Regions from separate parts of the Homo sapiens genome. Here region 1 is linked to region 2. Evidence: chromatin loops called from intact Hi-C (ENCODE). Cell type or tissue: GM12878. All regions are shown on one strand.

Region 1 (8,000 bases), 57 kb before region 2:
AAGGGAGAGGTGGGACCAAGTTCTCCCCAACAGCCTCCACTTCCTCCAGGGCTTCAGCTCTGTCCCAGGGCACTGCCCTCACCCCTCACTCAGCCCAATCCCAGTCACTCACCACAGGACCTGGGGGCCCAGCCTGGCCTGTAGCTCCAGGTCGGCCTTGCTGACCCTGAAGATTTGAGGGGGCCACAGGGGTCAGGAGGAGCATCCCCACACTGCACCCCTCCCATGGCCCCTCACTCCCACCCCAGCCCAGCCCTTCCCTGCAGTGACTCACCACTGAGCCTGGGAGCCCCCTCAGACCATCAGGGCCAGGTTTCCCTGCTGGGCCTGCAGGACCCACCGGGCCTGTCTTCCCCGGGGCACCTATAGCGCCAGGATCTCCCTGAAACACACACAAGGAATGTGTCCTGAATGGCAGAGGAGTGGGGTGTGGGCAGGGGGCAGAGGGTCCAAGGTGGGAGGCAGGAGGCAGGGAGGAAGGGCCAAACTCTAGGAGCCCCTAGCGCAGGAACAAGTACAGGGAACGCCTGTCCCCATAAGGGCCCAACATGGGAGAGGTGGAGATGGGGTGGGCATCTGGAGACGGAGGCATCTGAGGGGTGGGAGGCGGAGGGGATGCTCCAGCACTAGGGCAGCCTGTCCCTCACCTTGGCTCCCTTCCCTCCTTGTCGCCCCTCGGAACCAGGCGAGCCAGCAGGACCCTGCAGGTGGAGTGGGAAGGAAGAGCACATGAGGCCGTGGGCAGCCAGGCTCAACTCTTCCCCCTTCCTGTCCTAGACACACACATACACATGCACACACACACGTGCATACACAGGGACACGCGCCGAGGGCCGATTCACAGATGTGCAGAACAGATACAGCTGTGACAGTTGTGAAAATACTGGGTAGTCTGTACATTTGGTGAAGGGCCACTTGCCCACACCCTACCTGGTGGCCCGTCTCCTGCCCCAGAAACTAAAAAGGTTCACCCCTGGCCCACAGAAAAGCTGGCCAGCCCCTCCTCCAGTTTCCATTCTGCTTTGTCAGTAACCACCACTACCCCTGGTGAAAACATACACACCAGAACCCAGGAACAAACATGCCCGAGATACCGCACACCCATCAACCCACCAGCTCCTGCACACACACTCGCCCAGTGCAATGAGATACCGCATACCCTTAAACCCACCAGCTCCTGCACACACACCCTGCCCCGGGCAATGAGATACCACACGCCCTTAAACCCACCAGCTCCTGCACACACACACACCCAGGGCAATGCAGACACCAGGCACCTCCCCACCCATCCCACCTGCCATTGCCCAGCCTCCACCCACACAGCCCAGGGACTGCCTCCCAAGGTCTCAGGGGTCCACCTCACTTACTCGCTTTCCAAGTGGCCCTGGGGGTCCATTCTCCCCGGTGGGACCAGGGGATCCCTAGGGAGAGAGGAATTGGGGTGGCTGAGTGTTTATCCTCCAGCCAAGGGACCCCTCAGGAGTGGGGCACAGAAGAGGGGTAAAGAGGATGAGGCTTGGGCTCAGGGGGGTGGTGGGGTCACCAGGCACTCACAGGCTGTCCTGGCTCACCATCCTCGCCTCGGTCACCCTTAGCACCATCCTGGCCCTGCAGAAGTGAAGCAAGGTCAGAGGTGGGCCCCCAACCTGGCTGGCATCACCTCCAAAACTGTCAATACCCCATCCCCTTGCCCACCCTGCCATACCCCCGGCTTCCCAATACCCAAGCCCAGCGGCCACACAGAGGACCCCCCCATAGAAGCCCCACCCTTTTTGCCCCTTCCCTTCTCTGAGTAAGACTCACCCGAGGGCCACCTTCTCCAGGGGGGCCAGGGTCACCAGGAAAACCAACAGGACCCTGATCCAGATGGAGAATAAGAGTCAGGGTCACAGCTCCCTAAGCCCACCCAGCACAGACGCCCACAGGCACACGCCACTGCCTCTCTAGAGGCAGTGCCCACCAGTACCCCCCAGGAAGAGGTCTCCTGCACCCCTTTCCCTACCACGTGCACTGCGTGTTGTCTAATTCCTCAAGGTATTAACTGCAGGGCATCTCTCACTTTCTCTCCGGATCCTAGACCCCAGGCATCCCTCTGGATGCCCCATTCCCAGAGCATCCCCCAAACTCCCGGGCTCCCCACACTCCAAGATCCTCCCTCACACACACCCATATTCCCAGGTCTGTCATTCACAGGGCCTGAGAGGACTCAGCCCCCACTGCCCCAAACTCACAGGGTTCCCTTTGGGGCCATCATCGCCTGTGGGGCCTTTAGGCCCTGGTGGCCCTGGCTCTCCTGGCTGCCCCGACTCTCCTTTCTCTCCACGTTCCCCGCGTGGACCCTGCAGAACAAGCGGAGGACACAGATGGCCCAGGGAATCTTGAAGATCAGGGATGCAGCCTCTGCTTCCGAGACACCTTCAGCCATCCCCTACTCCCCTCAGTGACAATGGGACATACACAGAAAGTCAAGCCTACAAGGGGAGTTCCCTAGTCCCCTTCCCTTCAAGAAAGGGGAAGAAGGGCTCACTCAGACCAGGGATCAGGCCTCATAGAGGATGGCAGGGAGCAGAGACTCTTGCTGCAGAGGAGTTCCAGCTCAAGGAGGTCACAGGAAAAGTGGAGGCAGGGTTGAGGCGGGTGACGGGGACTGGGGAGTAAGGCCTTGGAGCTGTCACTCACCTTGACACCTGGCTCGCCCTGGATCCCTGGAGATCCTGACTCTCCTGGTTCCCCCTGCAAAGAGATTAGAGTCAAAAACCTCCTCTCCTTCCCCAGCCAAAAAATTCTGATATTCCCCACATCTCATTCTCTTTTGTCTCCCCACCCAAAATTGGCAGAAATCCAACTCCCATCCCCCACTTCCATGACTGGTCCACTCACCCCCTTCCCAGTTACCTTCTCTCCAGGGGGACCCAGGTTCCCAACACCTCCTGGGGGACCTTGTGGGCCCTGGAAGAGGAACAGAAATAGGTGTCATTGCTTAGGATGGAGGTGCCATTTCAGGGGCAAAGTCCCAGATGAGCAGCCCAAGGTTACAGCAGTGAGGCAGTGGAGGCCTCCCGGGAGTAAGGGCTTCTCTTGGCCCCTGAGACGATACTAGAGTTTATGGTCTGGGAAAGGGAGGCAGAAGACCAGACACATTGGTCTCAAGGGACAGGGGCTGAGATGACTCACATCAGCGCCATTGGGTCCAGCTGGACCTCGAGGTCCTGGGGGGCCAGGTGGTCCCTGGGGGAAACAGATACACCACAGATGAGGAAGGGAAGTGAGATGGCTGAGCATGAATGGTGGAGAGAGGAGGAGGAGCAGCCAGGCCAGGGAGTTGGCAGTGGGGTGTGGGGTGGGGGCTGGCCAGGGAGGGGGGTGACTAGTATGGTGGCTAGGGTCAGTAGGGGTCACACTCACCATAGGACCCACATCTCCTGTTTCTCCCTTCTCCCCAGAGGGGCCTGGCAAACCCTGTGCAAGTATACAAAACATGGGCCCAGGTGACGACCCCACCCAAAGCACAGCCCTAGGCAGATAGGCCCCACAGTCCCCTCCCCTCAGACTCCGCAGGCCCTCCAGTCTGCATCGGCAGGCTGCTGGCAGAGTCTGGGGCAAAACATCACCCCATCCTGACCCCACCTCTCAGCCCCTGTCCTATCCCCCAACACACCTGTAGGCCAATGGGTCCTGGGGGCCCATTGAATCCTCTTGTTCCTTCATCACCTTTGGCTCCAAAGTGTCCCTGGGGTCCCCGAGCTCCGGGCTCCCCATCTGCTCCCTGCAGGGTTGAGGGAAAGCAGAGACAAGGACACAGGGATGGGTCATGGGTCAGGTGTTCTCTATCCACAAATACCACACACAGCTGGGTGCCAGGCCCAGAGCCCCTGCTCCCACTCCCAGCCACAAGGGCAGAGGGGAGCTGAGGGAGGACCAGAGGCTGCTGGGCCTTCGGTGGGGGTGGAGGGGTCACTCACCGCTGCTCCAGGCTGCCCCACAGGACCAATGGGTCCAGGGGGTCCAGGAGGGCCCTGGGTAAGAGAAGAGAGTCAGAGACACCAAAACAGGGAGAGAGATCAGGTGGGACTGAGGTTAAAGGCCAGGAGGTCAGAAGTCAAGGTCATGGACACTTACATGTTCACCCTTGTTCCCTTTGGTGCCCTTCTGTCCGGGGTCCCCCACCTCACCCTGGGAGGAGAAGGCAGACAAGATATTAGAGAAAGGTGATGGGTAGAGTGGGAAGGATGACATGACAGGGGCCAGGGGTCATGCCCAGGTCAGCCATCTCATCTGGAAAGAAGATTGGTCGGGGTCTGTGGGGTCCCCTCACCTTGTCTCCATCCTCTCCAGCCACACCTGGAGGCCCAGCAGGACCAGGAAGCCCCACAGGACCCTGCACTCCATCTCGGCCAGTCGGGCCAATGGGGCCCTTCTCACCCTGTGGGACAGGAGGAAGGAGTCATGGCCTGGAGGTGACCCTCACCCTCAAACACCCCACAGGAAACTTGTCATAGCCCATCAACCCTAGGCTCACAGACCCCTCCCCAGTACCCCTCCCCAATACCCCCACACTCACTGGGACACCTTTCTCTCCTGCTGCTCCAGGGGGACCCTGCGGGCCTGGGCGCCCTGGCGGACCAATGGGTCCCCCTGATCCTGCTGCACCTCGTTCCCCAGGGGAGCCCTGAGAAAGCAGATGGTCAGACCCCCAGGAAGGAGACACCAGCCCGCCCATACCAGAGAACCTCAGACCACAATTCCCAAAAGCTCCCAAAATCAGATGCATTCTGGCTGTCCCTGGACAGCCTCTGCCCAGCCCCACAGCCCCTGGTGGTATCAGAATGCCACTCCCACCCTTCCTCACCCACCCCTTTCCCGGGTCCTTCCTACCACTTCCGGAACCCCAGACTCACTGCAGGGCCAGGGGGGCCAGACGGACCTTCATTCCCCTTCAAACCAGGTCCACCCTATGAACCAGACATTTGGGGAAGATGAGACTTCACGAAAAGAGAAGGGTGAGAGCTGGAGAGGGAAGACAGGCTCCAAAAGATGGAAGTGGGGAGTGACATGGAGGGGGTCAGGGACAGGGTCGGGGTGGGGACTCAGGATGCTTGGTGCTTGTGACAGGCAGGGGTCTGGGAGTCACACTCACAGCAGTGCCTGGGAGGCCTCTCTCTCCTGGGAATCCCCTCAGACCAGCAGGACCATCCTTCCCTGGGGCCCCAGGGGGACCAGGGTCACCCTAAAAGGAAAGGAGAGGTGATGAGCCACAGCCATGCTCCCAAATTAAACAGAGAGCTCTCCAGCCCCCCCTCAAATCTCCAACTACCTGTTCCTTTCAGCACCCCAATCCCCAGCTCCCCCACTTCCCCTCTGCCTGGCCCCTCACTGACCTTTGTTCCTTCTTTTCCAGCTGTCCCAGGTAGTCCCTGCTCTCCAGGGGGCCCCGGGGGGCCTGGGTGACCTCTCTCCCCCATAGGGCCGGTTTCTCCTGCTGCTCCCTAGACAAAAGCAGAGAGAGTTCCTGCTCTCAGGCCCTTCATCTCGCTGTCTGCCAGAAGAGCCCACCCTGGCCACCCTAAAACACTCCTTCAGAACCCCTTTATCCCTGCCCCAAAGCTCCTGGGAAATTCCCCGGCATTCCTGGGCCACTGCTGGGTTTTCTCCTGCCCCATGTGGAGTAACTACACCACCTTGTGTCTCTGTTGGGGAACTGCCTCTCCTGGGGGACAAGACGATGAGAATGCGCCCCAAAACAGACTGAAGTTCAGGACCCCTGCCTGAAATCCCAGCCCCCACCATTGACCCCAGCCCCAGGAGTCTGGGTCAGGTGGACCGGGGCAGGGGCGTGTGACCGAGAGAAGAGGGGCAGACAGACTAATGCTAGGGTCAGGGGTCCATTCTCTCCTAGGGACAAACCTACCTGAGGTCCCACCACTCCTGGAGGACCAGGGGGGCCGGTCTTCCCTTGGAAACCCTAGGCGAGGAAGAGAGGAGAATGCAGTGAAAGCAGGTGTGGGCGCTGTGGGGCAGATTCCCAGGAGGAAGGATCCCAGGCAGGATCACACCAAGCCCTGGGCCCTGGGTCTGAGCAGCACCAGGGCAGGCTCCACTCTGCCAGGAGAACGTCCCTGTGGGCTTTCCAGACAGCTCTGGGGTTAAAGGGTCTGATGGAGCCCCCTGAGAATGGGTAGCCAGGAGCATCACTCACCACTTCTCCTCTTTGGCCTGGGTGTCCCGGCAGCCCATCCTTCCCAGGGGGGCCCTGGAAGGGGTTCAGTTGTCAGGTGAACTCTCAGCTGGAAAGCAGGTAGGGAAGAAGGACTCAGAGAAGCGAGGTGGGTCAGAGCTCGGGGTCAACTTACCGGGGGTCCTTTCGGTCCAGGAAACCCGTTGGGACCCTGAGGTCCAGGGAGGCCCTAGAGACAGAGGTGGGGGGAGTCAGGAGAATGGGGGCAGGGGCTGAGTGGGGGAACTCAGCTTCCTTCCTGGGGTGAGGAGGGAGCTGGCTCACCCAGGCTCCCTGGGGACCTCAGGGGAAGGGGACTTTCGATCCACACTCACCCTCTCTCCAGGGGGCCCATGGGGGCCATCACCACCAGATGTTCCCTGTGGGGGGAAACAGAGTCAAGGAGTGGGAAGAGCTGCTTTCCAGCTGTCCCCGAGGTCAGGATGTTGAGGGAGAGCTGGGGCTGAGTGGGCAGGGGGCAGTTGGAGCCTTGTAGAGACCATTCACCTTAGCTCCAGACTTCCCAGTGGCACCTCGGGGTCCCCGCTGACCCCGTGGACCCTACAGAGGGAAGAGGAGTTGTCAGAGAAACCCAAATGCCCCCCTCTGGACCTTGAGCCACCTGTTTCTCTCCCCTGCACTCACCGTGGGGCCCCGTTCTCCCCGAGGCCCTGACTTCCCCGACAGGCCCTGGTGGGAATGAAGCAGAGAGAACATTACCCAGGGTGAGACTCCCCACAGACCCCCTCTACACCTCTCCAGCCCTTCCCTTCTCACGCCCTCCCACCCCCCAGCTTACCCGGGCTCCCTTCTCTCCACTGGCACCAGGAAAGCCAGGAAATCCTAGGGACCCCTGGTGAGAACGGAGAAGGGGGGAAATTGAGAAGTTATGAAAGGTAGGGTTCAGGAAGGGGCAAAGGGGGTCAGGAGAGGCCACAAAGGCAGTGGCCAGGGAGACCCGAGCTCTGCCAAGAACTAAGTGGCCTTGGACAAACCCCTGCTGCTCTCTGGGCCTCTTTCGGTCATCTGTAAAATGGGGGTCAGCTAAATTCCCTCTGGGGTCCCCCACTGCCCTGCATCTGTGCTTTCTGGAATCAGGGATCAGGGAAGCGAAGAGGAGGAGGGAAGAGGAGGAGGGGCACGTATGGGGCATGGCATCACCTTGGGTCCCTGACGTCCAGGATAGCCAGGCAGACCAGGAACACCCAGCTTGCCCTGTGGAGGGACAGGAAGCAGTTAGGAGTGAGAGGAGGCCCAGATGCCACTCCACCCCTGGAGACCTCAACCCTCACATATAACAGCCAGCCCCCACCCAGCAACACACCCCACACACCCCAGCCTCTAGCCCCTCATTGCTTGCCCCACAGCTGCCTGACTTTTGTTGTCTCTCCTTCCCGTGAGTGGATTTTCCCCAATTCTAGTGCTGGGATCCCACCTCCCCTGCGCCTACAGAGGTATCAGGTCCTTCAGGGTCACTGTGATCTAGCTGCTTCCCACATGTCAACCTCAGCTCCATCTACCCCATGAGGGAGGTGGGATCTACCCCAGCACCCACTCCTGCTTCACCAAGACCAATCCCCCTGCAGGCCCTTTGCCCACCACACCCCGACTCCCGTGCATGCCCCCTTCCCCAGAGGCTCCAGGGCTCATCCTGCCCAGGCAGCTGCAGAGCAGGGCTTAGAAGCAGAGATTCTGAAGCCAGACTGCCTGGGCATAACCCCTGGCTCTGCCCTTCACTGGCCATGTAATCAACAAGCATCCCTGTGCCTCTGTAAAACCTCAGCAA
Region 2 (8,000 bases):
CCCAAGTAGCTGGGACCACAGGCACACCCCACCGTGCCCTGCTAATTTTTAAAATTTTTTTGTAGAGACAGGGTTTCCCTATGTTGCCCAGATTTATCTTGAACTCCTAGGCTCAAGTGATCCTCCTGCCTTGGCCTCCCAAAGTGCTGGAATTACAAACATAAGCCACTGCATCCAGCCAAAAATCTGATTTTACAATGGGCAAATGATCTGAAAAAACATTTCTCAAAAGAAGACACATAAATGGCCAACAGGTATATGAAAAACAAATGCTCAATATTGCTAATTATCAAGGAAATGAACATTTAAACCACAGTGAGATATCACCTCATACCTGCTAAGATGGCTCTGATAAAAAAAATAAAAATAAACCAAGAGATTACAAGTGGTGGCAAGGATGTGGAGAAAAAGGAACCCTCACAAACTGTTGGTAGGAATGTAAATTTGTACACCTATTTTGGAAAACAGAATGGAGCTTCCTCAAAAAATTAAAACTACCATGTGATCCAGTAGTTCCATTATCAGGTATATTTCGAAAGAAATGAACTCAGTATGTTGAAGAGATATCTGTATTCCCAAGTTCACTGCACCATTATTCACAATAGCCAAGACATGGAAACAACCTAAGTGTCCATCAATGAATAAATAGAGAGATTATGGAACATATACACAATGGAATACTATTCAGTCTTTAAAAAGAAGGAAATTCTGTCATCTGTGACAACATGGATAAAACTAGAGGATATTATGCTAAATGAAATAAACCAGGCACAGAAAGACAAATACCATGATTTCATTTACATGTGGAACCTAAAGAGTCAAACTCAGCCAGGCATGGTGGCACGTGCCTGTAGTCCCAACTACTCGGGAGGCTGAGGCAGGAGGATCTCTTGAATCCAAGAGTTTGAGGCTGCAGTGAGCTGTGATCAGACCTCTGGACTCCAACCCAGACAACAGAGTGAGACCCTGTCTCAAAATAAATTTAAAAAAATAAATAAATAAAATAAAATTGCAGAAGCAGAGAATAGAATGGTGGCTGCACAGGGGCTAGGGGGCGGGGGGCGGGTGTGGGCAGGGATTGGAGAGCTTTAGTCAAAGGATACAAAATTTCAGTTAGGTAGAATAAATTCAGGAGATCTATTGTATAACATGATGACTAGAGTTAATAACAATGTATTGTATACTTGAAAATTGCTGGCCAGCTGCAGTGGCTTATGTCTGTAAACCCAGCACTTTGGGAGGCTGAGGTGGGTGGATCGCTTGAGACCAGTTCGACACCAGCTTGGGCAACATGGTGAGACCCCATCTCTAAAAAAAATAGAAAAATTAGCTGGGCGCAGTGGCTCATGCCTGTAATCCTAGCATTTCGGGATGCCGATTGCTTGATTGCTTGACCCCAAGAATTCAAGACTAGCCTAGGTAACATAGTGAGACCCTGTCTCTACAAAAAATTGAAAAAATTAGCAGGATGTGGTGGCACGTGCCAGTAGTCCCAGCTACTTGGGAGGCTGAGAAGAGAAAATCACTTGAGCCTGGGAGGTCCAGGCTGCAGTGAGCTATAATCTTGCCACTGCACTCTAGCCTGGGCGACAGAGCAAGATCCTGTCTCAAAAAAAAAATAAAAATAAAAATAATTGCTAGGAGAGTACATTTCAAATATCACGTTTAAAATGATAGTATGTGAGATAACAGATACAGTAATTACTCTAGCCATTACACACACACACACACACACACATATATATACACACATCATGTTGTTACACCATAGATACAATTTTTATTTGTCGACTATAAATAAATGCACAAGCAATAAAGGAAAATATTGATACATATGACCACGTTAAAACATTTTTAAGCTTTTATAAGAAATCACATAGGCCGGGCGCGATGGCTCAAGCCTGTAATCCCAGCACTTTGGGAGGCCAAGGCGGGTGGATCACAAGGTCAGGAGATTGAGACCATCCTGGCCAACATGGTGAAACCCCGTCTCTACCAAAAATACAAAAAAATTAGCTGGACGTGGTAGTGGGTGCCTGTAGTCCCAGCTACTCGGGAGGCTTAGGTAGGAGAATGGCGTGAACCCATGAGGCGGAGCTTGCAGCGAGCCGAGATTGTGCCACTGCACTCCAGCCTGGGCGACAGAGCAGGATTCCGTCTCAAAAAAAAAAAAAAAAGAAATCACGTAAAGTAAAAGACAAGCCACAGACTTAGAGAATATTCACAATCTACATAAACAACAAAGGATTATATCCAGGATTCATAAAGAAGTTGCAGATCCATATGAAAAGGACAACGCAAGAGAATATGAGCAAAAGCTGTGAATAGGTGAGTCACAAAAGAGAAACCTAATGGTCAATAAACATAAGAAAAGATGCTCAATTTAACCAGTAATGTAGAAATGCAAATCACAGCGCGAGTTACCATTTTACACCCACAAAATCACCAAAATTAAAATTATTCTAACACTGTTGACAAAAATGTGGGACAATAGGAATGCATATATTTTGTGTTGAAGTGTAAACAGATACAACAAATTTGAAGAGAATTTTGGCACCAGTTAATGCTGAAAATGAATATTCCCTATGACCCAGCAATCTTGCTTCTAGATCTATTCCTTAGAAAAACATTTCTACACATGCACAAAAAGGCGAGGATAAAAATGGTCATTGCAGTATCAGTTAATTGTCAAGAAGAAGTGGAAATAAGCTAACTGTTGTTAAGTAAAATGGATAAATAAAGTATGGTTTGTTCTTATAATGGGATACTATACAGCAGTTAAATGAATTATAGACATATTTAGCAATGTAATGAGTAAGAAACTTGCAAAAATGGATGTTGTATGATATTATTTGTGTGAGTTTTAAAATACACAAAACAGTGGTATATGTTTAGGAAAGCAAACATTTTTTAAAAGTGCAAAGTACGCATGGGAATAATTCCCAACAACTTTAGAATGATAATTACTACAAGGAAGGAGAGAAATGGGATGGGCGTTAACCGAATTTGTAATCCATTTTTTTTATTTTTAATTTTAAAGAAAAGTGATACAAAGCAGGCGATGCAAAGGTGAGGATTTGCTTAACTGGGTTGCTGTGATCATGAAATGAGCCAATCAATGGGACAGTGCTGAATGAAAGTTGTTGCCAGTCTCTTTAGAAGGGTACAATGATGGTGGCTGTGCAGGTGGAGAGATGTGATTTCCTGACCTATTCTCTCCTCCACCCTGTGTTGAGTCTCACGCCTCCTATTGGACGGTATAAATTGGTATAAATCTTTTTTTTTTTTTTTTTTTTGAGACAGAGTCTCACTGTCACTCAGGCTGGAGCGCAGTGGCATGATCTCAGCTCACTGCAACCTCCGCCTCCCAGATTAAAGCGATTCTCCTGCCTCAGCCTCCTGAATAGCTGGGATCACAGGCAGCCGCCACCATGTCCAGCTAATTTTTGTATTTTTAGTAGAGACGGGGTTTCACCATGTTGGTCAGGCTGGTCTCAAACTCCTGACCTCGTGATCCGCCCGCTTTGGCCTCCCAAAGTGCTGGGAACAGGCATGAGTGACCACGCCCGGCTGATATAAATCTTAACAGCTACATGCCCCAATTTCCTCACCTACAAAATGTGTGTATTCAAAGTGCTACCTAATAGCATTGTCGTGAGAGTAAATAAGTTGTGTGAAGTGCTTTAGAACACTTACCTGGCTTAGAGTAACTGCTCTAGGCTACTGTTTTTGTTGTTGATGCTGTTATTATGGTTGTTGTTAGGTATCACCTCCAGCTGCATATAAACTCTTTTTTAATCTCAACTTCTAAAAATCTCATAAGAACCTTACTTGGCAACGAAAGTGCCCCAAAACTGAGAAGACCCAGACTCTTCCTTCAATGATCTAGATCAATTTGCACCTCAAATTCCTGTAAGGGCCAGGCAAGTAATGTGCCAAGTGCCAAGGGAAGGCTATAACAGGCTGGAGGGCACCCTCCCCTCCTAGAGGGGCAGCAGCTCCTGGTCCAGCGTTGCCGCATAGGAATTCAGAGCTGGCACTGCCGTGATAAATTGAAAATCTCAATTTTTCTGTAAAATCACTCTTTTTATTTTTCCTTTTTTTTTTTGGCAGGATCTCACGTTGTCACCCAGGCTGGAGTACAGTGCCATGATCCCAGTTCACTGCAGCTTTGACCTCCCAGGTCCAAGTGATCCTCCCATCTCAGCCTCCCAAATAGCTGGGACTACAGGTGTGTGCTGCCACACCTGGCTAATTTTGTATCATATACATATATATATAAACATACACATACACATATGTATATATACATGTATACATATGGGTTCAAGCATTCTTCTGCTAATTTTTTGTATTTTTAGTAGACGTGGGGTTTAACCATGTTGGCCAGGCTGGTCTCGAACTCCTGACCTCAAGTGATCCACCCGCCTTGGCCTCCCAAAGTGCTGGGATTACAGGCATGAGCCATCGCACCCAGCTAATTTTTTTAGTTTTTGTAGAGAGATGGTCTCACTATGTTGTCCAGGCTGGTCTCAAATTTCTGAGCTCGAGTGATCCTCCCACCTCAGCCTCCCAAAGTGCTGGAATCTCAGCCATGAGACACGGCATCTGGACAAAATATAAATGATAATGAATACACATCAATATTTTAAATCAAACACATTTAGATAAAGCTGACTTTTTGCCTGCTTTTTTTTGAAATTTTGGGCTGGGCCCAGTAGCTCACACCTGAAATCCCAGTGTTTTGGGAGGTCAAGGTGGGCAGACTGCTTGAGCCCAGTGTTTTGAGACCCCCCTGGGCAACATGGTGAAATGCCATCTCTACAAAAAATAGAAAACTTAGCCGGGCATGGTGGCACACATATGTGGCCTCAGCTACTCTGGAGGCTGAGGTAGAAGGATTGCCTGAGCCTGGGAGGTTGAGGCTGTAGTGAGCCATGATTGTGCCACTGCACTCCAGCCTGGTGACAGAGTGAGACCCTGTCTCAAAAAAATATATACATATTTATTAATTTTTATTATGTATTGCTATGGCATAAATGTTTGTGCCCCCCTAAAATTCATAAATTGAAACCTAATCCCCAATGTGGTGATATTAAGAGATGGGGCCTTTAGAAGGTGATTAGGTCATGAGGGGCCTGTCCTCATGAATGGGATTAATGCCGTTATAAAAGAAGCCCAGGCTGGGTGCGGTGGCTCATGCCTGTAATCCTAGCACTTTGGGAGGCTCAGGCGGGCTAATCATTTGAGGTCGGTAGTTCAAGACAAGCCTGGTCAACATGGAGAAACCCCATCTCTACTAAAAACACAAAAATTAGCCAGTCATGGTGGCAGGCATTTGTAATCCCAGCTATTCAGGAGGCTGAGGCAAGAGAATCACTTGAACCCTGGAGGCAGAGCTTGCAGTAAACCGAGATCACGCCACTGCACTCTAGCCTAGGTGACACAGCGAGACCCTGTCTTAAAAAAAAGAGGCCCAAAGGAGCTTGTTTGCCCCTTCCACCCGTGAAGATGCAGCAAGAAGGCGCCATCTATGAAGCAAAGTGTGCCCTCACTGGCTACCAAATCTGCTGGCACCACCTGCTTGGACATTCTAGCCTCCAGAACTGTAAGCAGTGTTTATTATTTATAAATTGCTCAGTGTAAGGTATTTTGTTATAGCAGTCTGAATGGACTAAGACAGATAGTTTTATAAAAATTAAACTACAGTTGGCATTTTGTATCTGTAGGTCCACACCTATGGATTCAACCAACTGAAGAATAAAAATATTTTTAAAATATATATGGCCAGTCCGGGCGCGGTGGCTCACGCCTGTAATCCCAGCACTTTGGGAGGTCAAGGCGGGTGGATCACAAAGTCAGGAGATCAAGACCATCCTGGCTAACGCGGTGAAACCCCATCTCTACTAAAAATGCAAAAAAATTAGCCGGGCATGGTGGCGGGCACCTGTAATCCCAGCTACTTGGAAGGCTGAGGTAGGAGAATGGCGTGAACCTGGGAGGCAGAGTTTGCAGTGAGCTGATATCCTGCCATAGCACTCCAGCCTGGGTGACACAGCAAGACTGTCAGAAAGAAAGAAAGGAAGGAAGGAAGGAAGGAAGGAAGGAAGGAAGGGAAGGGAAGGAAGGAAGGAAAGAAAGAAAAAATAATACAAATAAAAAATACAGTATAACATATATTTATACAGCATTTACATTGCGATAGGCACCATAGATAACCTAGGGATGATTTAAAGTATGTGGAAGAATGTGCATAGGTTATATGCAAATACTATGCCATGTTATACAAGGGGTTTGAACATCAGTGGGGGTTTTGGAATCAATCCCTGGTGAATACTGAGGATGATTGTATTCATAATCTCGTATTCAATGTCCATCTATTACAACATAAAGAATCAATATCATACTTCACAAGAGTTATATCTAGACCTACATGTATTCAATTTTTTTTTCAATAGGCTTTTGGGGAACAGGTGGTGTTCAGTTACATGAATAAGTTATTTAGTGGTGATTTCTGAGATTTTGGTGCCCCCATCACAGGAGGAGTGTACACTGTAAATGTGTAGTTTTTTATCCCTCACCACCCCTCCCACCACATGCATATAAATTTAACAGTAATAAGGATTGTTTAATACAGCAACATGTTCCTCAGCTATCCTTTGCAACTGTTGTAAATGCAGCACAACATACATCCATACCTCTAAAACAAAGAGAAACAAGAAAAACCACACTCAACACTATTGGGAAATGATACTTTGTCATGCTATTTGAGAGGTAATATTTAACAAGCTGGTTAAAGTGATTTCACTTACATGTTTCCACTGCTTAAATCCTCCCTACACTCCAAAGCAGTACATGCTTCAGAATCCAGGCAGAGGCACAACCTCAGATTTTCACAGAATTGGCTATAGTCATCTTTTGTTTCCAGGATACAGGGCAAGAGATTACAGAAGTCACCATTCCCCAGGGCTTGAACGGCGTTGATTACAAGAGCAGATGTGTAAGATTTCAGGTTGTGCTGTTCCAGCACTGACAGCAGATCAGTGACAGAGGTGCCCAGGTGTCATGTAATAAATGTGTGTGATAAGTTGTTTGTGATAGGTGAATCCCCCTAAAGTATGTGGGCCAGGGCAGGGCCCCTGTGGTTCAGATCTGAGGATGATACTGCTTCTGTGGGAAGATCATGACTTCTGTTTCAAATATGCTAAGTTAAGCTGGGCACCGTGGCTCATGCCTGTAATCCCAGCACTTTGGGAAGCTGAGGCAGGTGGATCACCTGAGGTCAGGAGTTTGAGACCAGCCTGGCCAACATGGTGAAACCCCATCTCTACTGAAAATACAAAAAGTTTGCCGGGTGTCGTGGCGGATGCCTGTAATCCCAGCTACTCCGGAGGCTGAGGTAGGAGAATCACTTGAACCCAGGAGGCGGAGGTTGCAGTGAGCCAAGGTCTTGCCACTGCACCCCAGCCTGGCCAACAAGAGCGAAACTCTGTCTCCCAAAAAAAAAAAAAAAAAAGCTAAGTTAGTAATACCTTTGGGACATCCAAGTAGGGATGCCAGGCAGGAAGGTGGTCAAATCTGGAGATTTGAGGCAAGAGATAAATTTGAGAGTAACCAGCTGATGGGAACTGAAGCCACAGGACAGGTGTGATCCCCTAGAAGGAAAGGGTAGCATAAGAAGAGGAGGGTCCAGGACCGACCTCTCTTGATGAACTCCAATATGACCAGGTGATTTCAGTCAAAGGCGGAGTGAGCCGGCTGAGGGGTGGAAGAGCAGCCGATGGAGGGATGGGAGGAAGCCAGAAGAGGCCAAATCCTGGAGGCCAAAAAACGACAGTGTTTCAAGAAAGAACTGGCCAGCAACGTCAGCTACTAGTGGCAGTTCAAGTAAGAAGAAAACGAAACAATGGACTTAATGACATAAAGTTCATTGCAAAAAAACATTTGAGTAGCAGCAAGGTAGAGATAAACACCAGCCTGAAAGGGTCGAGCAGTGAGTG

Evidence for each region. A loop is a pair of places that touch in the nucleus more often than their neighbours do. Peaks named below come from ENCODE experiments on the same cell type or tissue, not always from the same donor. Only the 100,000 strongest peaks of a DNase experiment are listed, where the experiment ranks them.
Region 1: it touches region 2 in a loop (7-fold over the local background); 4 of 110 quality-filtered maps call a loop at or near these places.

Annotation. Positions count from the first base shown.
Region 1 is chr6:33,167,152-33,175,151 of GRCh38, forward strand. COL11A2 (collagen type XI alpha 2 chain) reads right to left here. Exons shown (of 66, transcript NM_080680.3): 31 at 7,376-7,429; 32 at 7,014-7,067; 33 at 6,860-6,904; 34 at 6,722-6,775; 35 at 6,550-6,594; 36 at 6,351-6,404; 37 at 6,197-6,250; 38 at 5,909-5,962; 39 at 5,379-5,486; 40 at 5,138-5,227; 41 at 4,899-4,952; 42 at 4,562-4,669; 43 at 4,316-4,423; 44 at 4,120-4,173; 13 more. Among named protein-coding and RNA genes, the nearest start is that of COL11A2, 21 kb to the right of the region's middle. In GM12878, a CTCF peak has its summit at 5,675; a DNase peak (open chromatin) is centred at 3,170.
Region 2 is chr6:33,224,604-33,232,603 of GRCh38, forward strand. No RefSeq gene overlaps it. Among named protein-coding and RNA genes, the nearest start is that of RING1, 20 kb to the left of the region's middle. In GM12878, no CTCF peak of the experiment used is centred here; no DNase peak of the experiment used is centred here.